2 separate regions of the Homo sapiens genome follow, and region 2 is linked to region 1. Evidence: chromatin contacts called from ENCODE Hi-C or POLR2A ChIA-PET data. All regions are on one chromosome and are shown on one strand. Each heading gives the region's core, a stretch centred on a gene start or an enhancer-like site at or near the end of the contact. The rest is flanking DNA. Distances are from core to core; before and after follow the strand shown.

Region 1 (4,504 bases), core at 1,646-4,145:
AGATCCATGATCTCCTTGTGATGATCTTTAAACTAGAATTGCCTAGTGAATGGATATGCTAATTTATTTTTGTGTGTATACAAATAAATATGTTTTTATCTAGTTTTTTCAGTTTTTAACAATTTTCTAAATTTAACTCACTTATGAACTATTTACAAAGGCATGGAAAATTAAGCATGCATTTTCCCATTTATATTTAATCATAATTCATTACATGTCTTCTGACTTTCTTGTTTAGTGGTTTTTCTTTGTCTCTTTGTTTCATTCCTTTGACCTCTACAACCACAGTTGTCTGCCCCATGAAAATATTTCTTCCTCTCTCTGTCCTTTGTTCAGTTTAAAAAATTTTTAGTATTTAAAAAAATTCGGCAGGCCGGGCGGAGTGGCTCATGCCTGTAATCCTGGCACTTTGGGAGGCCGAGGCGGGTGGATCGCCTGAGGTCAGGAGTCTGAGATCACCCTGGCCAACATGGTAAAACCCTGTCTCTACTAAAAATACAATAAACATTAGCTGGGCATGGTGGCACACGCCTGTAGTCCCAGCTACTTGGGAAGTTGAGGAAGGAGGATCGCTCGAACCCAGGAGGTAGAGGTTGCAGTGAGCCAAGACTATGCCACTGCACTCCAGCCTGGGCAATTGAGCAAGACGCTGTCTCAAAAAAAAAAAAAAAAAAAAAAAGGAAATAATAGTTATATATGTTTATGGGGTACATAGTAATATTTCAATCCATATAATGTATAGTGATCAGGTCTGGTAATTAGCATGCCTATCAGCTCAAACATTTGTCATTTCTTTGTGTTGGGAATGCTCAATATCCTCGTTGCTATTTGAAACTATGTTATTGACTATAGTCACCCTCCAGTGGTGCAGAACACTAGAACCTGTCATTTTGTATCCTTTAACAAATCTCTCCCTATTCCACCCTTTACCCTAGTATGCCAATTTAAACAGTTAATAGATTTTGGCAAACTGTCCTCCTAGGAGGTCCCTTTCCAGCGGTGAGTGAAAGTGTTTCCCACACCAGTGAAAAAGGTTTATTACATAATTGAGGCTGCCTGTGGGAGCAAAGAGGGCCTCCCAGCTGGTCAGAAAATGGCTAGAGAGAGCCAGGAAAGGAGACAAGCTTGGGGCTTTTATTGTGGTTAAGGGGTGAGGCTGGGAGGAGGGTATCCTGTGCACGCAGATGAAATCTGCCAGCACCAAAAAGAGCACCTAGGCTTTTTTTAACAGCTTGCCCAGATGTGGAGAAGAAAGAGGGAGTGCTGCGTAAAAGCTGCCAGCAGCCAAATGTCAGCAGCAAAAAATGGAGTCAGATTTCTTATATAAAAAGATGTTGGAAGTGGTATCAGAACAGTGCAGGGCCAAGTATCTCACTGGTCACTCTTCATGGGTTTGTATGGTACCTTTGCTCTCACTTACCTCTTGTGCAACAGCTGATTCCCCCTGACTTTCTCATGGTATCCCACTCCCAGGCATAGACATGCGCATGCACACATGCTTGTTTCTGTCCTTACGGATAGTGGAAACATGAACCAGGACCTGGACGAGTTTTTGGTCAGAGCTGTATCATGGCTCCTAGGAGAGTTTAATACTTTAGGTTTCAACCAAAGGAGACAGAGATCTGGCAGAAGGCCCTGAAGCCTAGAAGCAAGTACCCCCGCTCCTACCACCACCACCTAGGCAGGTGTGAGACAAGGATCCAGGCAGCTGCTGTTAGACTCTATAGCTGTTGGATGGTTTTGGCATTCCTAAACCTCTCTACTGCTTGCAAACGTGGAAGAACTGATTTTAAAAACCCACTCCATTTGCCTCTGGGCAGTTCTTACTCACAAAGGACGGGTCGTCTTGGCCGCACAGTTGTCTGTGGGTTGCATCATTTAACAGCTGAGAAAATGCTCCTCAAGAAGTTGTGACTTGCCCAAGGTGGCAGGGCAGGGCTAGGACTAGTACTCACCCTTTCTCACTGCTCATCCAGTGCCCTTAATTCCCCACGGGCTAATGGGACAGAACCCTGTTAAATGGTATCCAGTTTTTGTTTGGTTGGTTGGTTGGGTTTTTTTGAGACAGAGTCTTGCTCTATTGCTCAGGATGGAGTGCAGTGGCTCGATCTCGGCTCACTGCAACATCCACCTCCCAGATTCAAGCGATTCTCCTGCCTCAGCTTCCCGAGTAGCTGGGATTATGGGTGCCCACCACCATACCCAGCTAATTTTTGTATTTTTAGTAGAGACGGGGTTTCATCATGTTCACCAGGCTGGTCTCAAACTCCTGACCTCAAGTGATCTGTCCACCTCGGCCTCCCAAAGTGTTGGGAGGCTGAGGCATGAGCCAGCGCGCCAGGTTTTAATTCTCAATGAGAACACTATTTTTGTTGACAATGAGACGCCCAGAAGATAGCGCCTTTCTGGGGACAGTTGAGAATTTAATAGTGCTTCCGCATTTCTAACTTTTATCCCTCCCCCCTCCCACGGACTGTTTTCCTCTATTCCACTTTTCCTCTTTCATAAGTATTTGATTGCAGGTTGGTATCCTGTATCCAAGCACAGCGCTTGGCATCGAGTAGGCGCTCAATTTTATTTGGTGAATATGAGTTGGAGGAATATTTGATGAATGAATGGAAGATGAATTAATCATCAGGGTCAGCAAGTGATGAACCACAACTTGGTCCAGTTCTTTAGTCCTCTAGTCTCCTGGTGAGACTCCACAGCTCCGCTAACACGACCGGGCCTTCGTGGGCCTGACAACAGACCTGACATCCCACGGGCGGGAGAGGCGTCAGCCCGAGGCTGGGATGCTCGGCCGGAACGGCGGCTGGCGGCAGGCTGGGCCCAGGGAGCTGCGCGCGCAACCACTCGGGCTGTGGCTCCGGTGACCGCTCTCCCTGGCAACGGTTTGTTCCTAGCAACCAGCCTGAGGTCTGGAGGTGGTGCGGAGGGAGCCGCCTAGGGACCAGGGACTCCTGCCATGAATCCGCCGGGGTCCCTAGAGGCCCTGGACCCGAACGTGGACGAGCACTTGTCCACCCAGATTCTCGCGCCCTCGGTCCACTCCGACAACTCTCAGGAGCGCATCCAGGCCCGGCGCCTCCGCATCGCTGCGCGCTTAGAAGCCCGGAGGCGGTGAGCGCGGGGGCGGGCGGGGCGGGATCCGCGCCGCAGGAGCCGGAGAAGGGCTGGTTTCCTGATGAAATAGAAACATTTCTTCGGGAAGGTTCAGGCAGAGTATGGGAAAGTAAAACGCTGGGCCGGTGCCGTGGCGCGCGCCTGTCATCCCAGCACTTAGGGAGGCCGAGGCGGGCCGATCACTGGAGCCCAGGAGTTGGAGATGGTCAACCTGGGCAGCATAGAGAGACCCCATCTCTATAAAACATCAAACAATTAATCGGGCGTGGTGGCGTTCGACTGTGGTCTGCACATGGCATCTTTTCCACTACGGACACCTCCAAACCACAGGGTCTGCTGGATCATGTGGCCCAAGTAGCCTGGCTGCTTACACTGTGGCCTGGGTCCTTTCTTGTTCCAGGCACCACTCAAAGCTGGCAGCTTTTTGTGTCAGCCTGAATAATATTCCTAAGTGCGGGATGTATTGTCTCTAGGACCCAAAGTGGCCTAAGAGGCATTGAGTTTCCTTCTCTGTAGAGGATGCAAAATGCAGTAGATTTGTTTTTTACTTGATAGGCTATCCCAGCATCCCACTGACCACTGGACCCCTACAAACTTGAATGACATGGCAGTCCCTGGGCCTTCATAGGGTTGATTGCCCACCGTCTGGAGCACACATGTCTTACCAAGCCCTGCAGTGTGTTTCCATCACTCGCTCACCCTGGCTGATTGCTGCGGGGCCATCAGTGGAATGCAGGGGCCGGCAAACCCTTTCAGTAAAGGGCCAAATAGTAAATATTTTAGGCTTTTCGGATCATATGGCCTCTTTCCTAGCTGCTCAATTGCCATTGTATTGCAAAAGCAGCCACAGGCAAGACATAAACAAATGGGCATGACTGTGTTCCAATAAAGCTTTATTTATGGACACTGAAATTTGAATTTCATATACTGTTCATGTATCACAAAATAGCCTTCTTTTGATAAAAAATAATAATAAACTTTATTTTTTAGAGCAGTTTTTAGGACCACAGCAAAACTGATCAAAAAGTATAGCATTCGCATATACTCCCTGCCCCCACACATGCACAGCTACTGTCAACATCCTGCACTGGAGGGCACATTTGTAACAATATATGAACCTTGGCGCATCGTTATCACTTGAACTCCATTGTTTACCTTAGGGTTTCTTTTTGGTGTTGTACATCCTATGGGTTTGGATAAATTTATGGTGACACGAGCCCACCAGTATAGTATTATACCAAATATTTTTACTGCCCTAAAAATCCCCTGTGCTCTGCTTATTCATCCTAGTCTTTTTTTAACCATTTATTTATTAACCATTTAGAATTGTAAAAATCATTTAAAATTGTAAAAACCATTTAAAATTGTAAAAAATCGTAGC
Region 2 (4,420 bases), core at 470-2,969, 100 kb after region 1:
GTGGTTAGACCTGGGAGTGGGCAGAGGGACAGAATCATGGTCTTTAAACACTCAAGCACTGCCAAGAATAGTGAGGATTAGTTGTCTTCAGAGGCCTCAACACAGAGAACTAATCAAAGGCAGAAGTAACAGAGAGACAGACATGGGGTCAATAGGTTCAAATATGGGGTGGGCAGGTCTGTGGCTTCCTTGGGCTGGGAGGTATTCAAGGACCTGAGAACAGGCCTGCAGCTGCTGTGCTCTGCTTTTGCAGGGAGAGAGGTGAGAAAAACACCCAAGGAAAAGCAGAAAAGGGTAAGGTTAGGTTAGGAAGAAGCCGTCCATGAGCCCTGATTCTTCCCTACCCAAATTCCAATCATGGCAAGCCAGGTCCTGCCTGACAGGGTGGGGGCAGCTGGGGTTGCAGGGCTCCCGTCCACTCACCGCTTGTTGGAGACATTAGTGGTGAGAGCTGTGACTGAGGCTAGAGACACCGAGTCGGGATCCAGTCCATCTCCTAGCCGAATGGCCAGATGGTCAAGGTCTTCCATCTCCAGCACCGCCGGTTCATCTGGGGAAGATGAAAGACTGGTTAGGTGGGCTGACTGATGGTGAGATAGTGACCATTTCTCCTTTTACTCTGGCATCCAGAAAGCTGAGAGTTAAATTCGAGGTTTACTTAGTTGCTACCGCTTAGAATATTATGGCCTGAATAACTGCAGTGTTTTTCTACCTAATCCCGATCTTGGATTTGAATGGCCATTATGTCTGGTCTTGCCTTTTTATTTTAATTGAATGCTCTTTTATTGTATACCACTTACTTAGGCACTGAATATCTCTTATGGAAGAAGGTAGGGAATAAAGAATCCATACTTTTGCACCTCTCAATAAATAGCTACCATTTGTTGGGTGGATACTCTCTGTTCCAGGCACAACACCAGGACTTTACATGACTATCTCTAGTCCTTAGAGCTGTGCCCTGCCAAGATGGGCGTTATTCTCATGTCACAGGTACAGAAACGAAGGCTTAGGAAGTAACTTATCCATATCAAACAGCTGATGGAATTCAGAACCTAATGCATTGGTGTGTATTCATCTAATGAGATGCAGACATGTGGATTCCGAACAGCCACCCAAGGATGCTGGGTTTGGTCCTCAGCCAGCAGCTGTACTCTCTCCATTTAAGAAGGTGAAGGGCACGGCTGGAATTGGCATGGGGGCAAGAGGGTGGGGGAGAGAGCCTGAGGGCCAGTAGGCCACAGAGGGGATGCTGGGGGAGGGCAGCCGGGAGCCCCGATGGTGGGCCCGTGATGGAGAAGATGGCCCCCTCCCAGCTCCCCTGTCCTCTCCATTTCTCCCCTTGTCTTCCTCCAGGCCTCCCGCCTCCTCTGCAGCAGCTGTCTTCCCCTCTCCAGTCGCTCCTCCGGGAGGGCCCAGTGCCACCTGCTGCTCCAGCCTCCCAGGCCCGGCCCTGCCGCGCCCTCCAGCGGCCCCAGGACCTCCCCAAAGGCCAGGCTGCAGCCTGGTGAGAGCGCTTGGGCGAGGCCTGCCGCCGACCCCGTACTAGTGGGACAACGGTTTCCCCCCAGAAATAGGGAGTTGGCCAAACAGCGTTTCTTGATGGATATTCTCTGCTCTAATTAAAACACTGGGCTTCTGCGTGAAGAAGGAAGAACCGGGAGCAACGAGGGCGGGAGGAGCCTTGTAACCAGGCACCCCCGACAGAGGGCGCTGCCCGTTTCCCTCCCTCGGCCCTAGGGCGTCTCCTTCCTAGAGGGCCACGCATCACTGGGTGGGGCCTGGCCCTGGGACGACCTATCCCAGGAGGGCCTTTTGGCAGCCGGGCAGGGGCTGGAAAGCGGCGGGAGGGCGCCGCGAGGCGCGGGGCTGCGGGGCTCACGCGGCACCTGTCCTACCTGGTCTTTGGGGCTCCTCCTTGTGAGACCGGTTTTTGCCGAGCTTCATGGCGGAGAACACGCTCCTCCCGGCTCTGTGAGGGGGGCCACCAGAATGAGGTGCAGGGAGAGGGACGCATGGAGGAAAACACACAAACACAGAAGAGCCAAACATGAGAGAACACATCAGAGAAGGGAGATGGACCCGGCCCCTCACCTACTGGTCCCGAGACAGATCGGGATCTGTCTTCCCAAATTGGGAGCCAGGAGGGGGAATCAGGGCAGTGAGAGACCCCTCCACTTCCGCCTTTGCCATCCTTTCACACACGGAGGAGAGGGATGGGGTCCCCAGCAAGCAGGGAACGTGGTCTTGAGCCGGAAAGAGCCGTTTTAACTGGAGCTCCTCTGGGTCTTGGACTTTTCAGTCTGATCCCAGCCCCTCAGTCTAGTCTCCTCAGAGCTCCGAGCCCTGCCAGTGTCCCCACGCTCATCCTCCCCGGCTCAGCTGGTTGGAGAGAAAGCCCGAGGACTGGAGACAGAGCATCAGAACGGCGGGGCAGGGACCAGAGAGGACTCAGGGGCAGAGGCCGATGAGGAGATGGGAGATGTGGTTGAAACGAGCTGTTCAGTTCTCAGATGGCCCTGGTGCTCAAAGCCTGACTTGTCTTTCTCCAACCTCTCCGTGTTCTGGGATGCTCCTTGGTCCCCATGAAAAAGGGGGAGATAGGCCCTTTCCCATCTATCTTCGGTCCTGGATTTTGCCCCTTCTACCTGTCCCCTCTCACTGCCAAATTCCCCTTTCCCCCAACCCCAGGAACTTATGGCAGGCTCCATAGTTCCTACCTCTTCCTCTGGCTTGCTGCGACCTTGTGCCCCCAGGTGAAGGGCCTTGCAGTCAGCGGGGCTGAGGAAAAGGGGCAGGGGTCCTCACTGTCCTTCAGTGATGTCCCTGCAGCCGAGCCTGTGGTTCCTGGCACCAGGAAGCCCCAGGAGCAGGATCAGCAGAGGGTAAAGTGCAGTGTTCCATTACCCCATCCATATTGCATGAGTGGATACCTGACTCTCTCCACTTCCCGTTCTCCCTCCTCCTGGGTATGGCCCCATCATCCTGTAGGTCCAGGTGGAGCCAGGTGTAGGCTCCAACCTGGAGCTCGCTTACAGCAGAGTCCACCCTTTTTGGGTCACACATCTCCCTGTGGAGGCTTGACTATGGTTTCTAAGACCCCAGATCCTTGTTCTTTATGCTGGGCAATAGGAGGTTGGGGAAAACCTTTCTGTCCTCAGGCAGATGACCTAGAAACCTCAAGCCCCTCTCCTCAGGATTGTGGGGCCAATCTTATTCCCCAAACCTGGCCCTATCCCAACCCCAGGACCTTTCTTTACTGTTCATATGCAGGACAAAGCACGTTCATATCCCAGTGAGGGAGCAATTGAGAATCACCCTTTTCACGTGGCAGCAGCTCACAATTTAGGGAACATTAGCATGTTCTTTGAATTCCTAAAAAGGAATGGAAGAAGGCTGATGTGTCTGCACTCTTCAGTAGCATACCATCTGAAATACGACAATGAGAAGAAAGGGAAAGAAAGAGGCTCTAAAATCAAAGCTGATGCCTTTGGAATTATTTTCAAAAGCTTCCTCCCTTCTGATGGGGGAGGTGAGTTACACACACACACACACACACACAGACACACACACACACACATACAGGCCAAAAAGAGACTACATAGGGCCAAAGGCCTTTCTAGATGTCTGCAATGTCTGCAGATGTCTGCTCATTTCATCTTCCTGGCAATCCTCTGAGGGCCACATACTTCTCCTCATTCAACCAATAAAAAGACTGAGGCTCAGAGAGGGGACAATAATCGCGAGGTCACACGGTGAGTGGCAGAACTGGGATTGAAGCAGAAAGCTCCTGTGTTCTAGGCCAGCAATATTTTTACTGCATCTCAGGTCCTTTGCCTCGATGCCGTAGGACTGCACTTTTCTGTGGGCAAGAATCCCATCCATTCCTGACCATTTGGGATTTTAGCTAAAAGGCCCCAGGGCTGGCACCCATAGGTACAGGTATGGTCTGTGTGCCAGCATAGTTTACAGATCAGGATGCTGTCATCTGTGGAATCTCACAGATCATACCCATGTTTACAAAGAAGGGGCTCATTCAAAAAGAACCTGAGCACCCAAACATTTGGGAAGGGACTGCTGTGCATGTTAAATTGCTGGTGACATAACATTGAACAGATCAATGAACCCACCAGAAATAATCGTGTGATGGTGGGGAAAGGACCACCCTGGCTGGCTTGCCCTGAAGCATCCTGTGGGATTTTGCCCCACCTGCTGGCCCCAAGGACAGGGGTGCTGGCTGTCCTGACCCCTGCCATAGGCCCAGCTTCAGAAGTGTAGTTTTTGTGGGCCTCCTCGTGGGTCACTTCCTGTCTCAGTGCTTGGGATTCCTTTTTGCCCAGCCGTGCTGCTCAACTATGTCTCTCCTGAATTACCCAGGAGTCTCCTGCAGGGCTCAGCGTTTGACTTTGCACCATTACTTCTT

The links. Hi-C counts contacts between places; a loop is a spot of excess contacts on that map. ChIA-PET counts read pairs that join two places held with the same protein, here RNA polymerase II (POLR2A). Pooled maps may share reads with other maps.
Region 2: a map of psoas muscle shows a loop between it and region 1 (2.8-fold over the local background). The contact joins the enhancer-like site here to the promoter of DRC1 in region 1. A Hi-C loop is called at or near these places in 1 of 168 maps with a recorded cell type or tissue (psoas muscle) and 5 of 50 pooled maps. POLR2A ChIA-PET finds 5 or more read pairs at or near these places in 1 of 52 experiments (activated naive CD4-positive, alpha-beta T cell).

What each region holds. Positions count from the first base shown.
Region 1 is chr2:26,399,025-26,403,528 of GRCh38, forward strand. It overlaps DRC1 (dynein regulatory complex subunit 1), which reads left to right and starts at 2,896. Exons shown (of 17, transcript NM_145038.5): 1 at 2,896-3,120. The coding sequence starts at 2,966.
Region 2 is chr2:26,501,877-26,506,296 of GRCh38, forward strand. It overlaps OTOF (otoferlin), which reads right to left. Exons shown (of 47, transcript NM_194248.3): 6 at 1,896-1,969; 7 at 424-550. Among named protein-coding and RNA genes, the nearest start is that of OTOF, 55 kb to the right of the region's middle. RefSeq lists a silencer at 1,834-1,963 and an enhancer at 3,760-4,260. Within about 2 kb of position 1,720, at least 6 of the 41 ENCODE cell types and tissues checked have a DNase peak (open chromatin) inside an H3K27ac peak, as active enhancers do.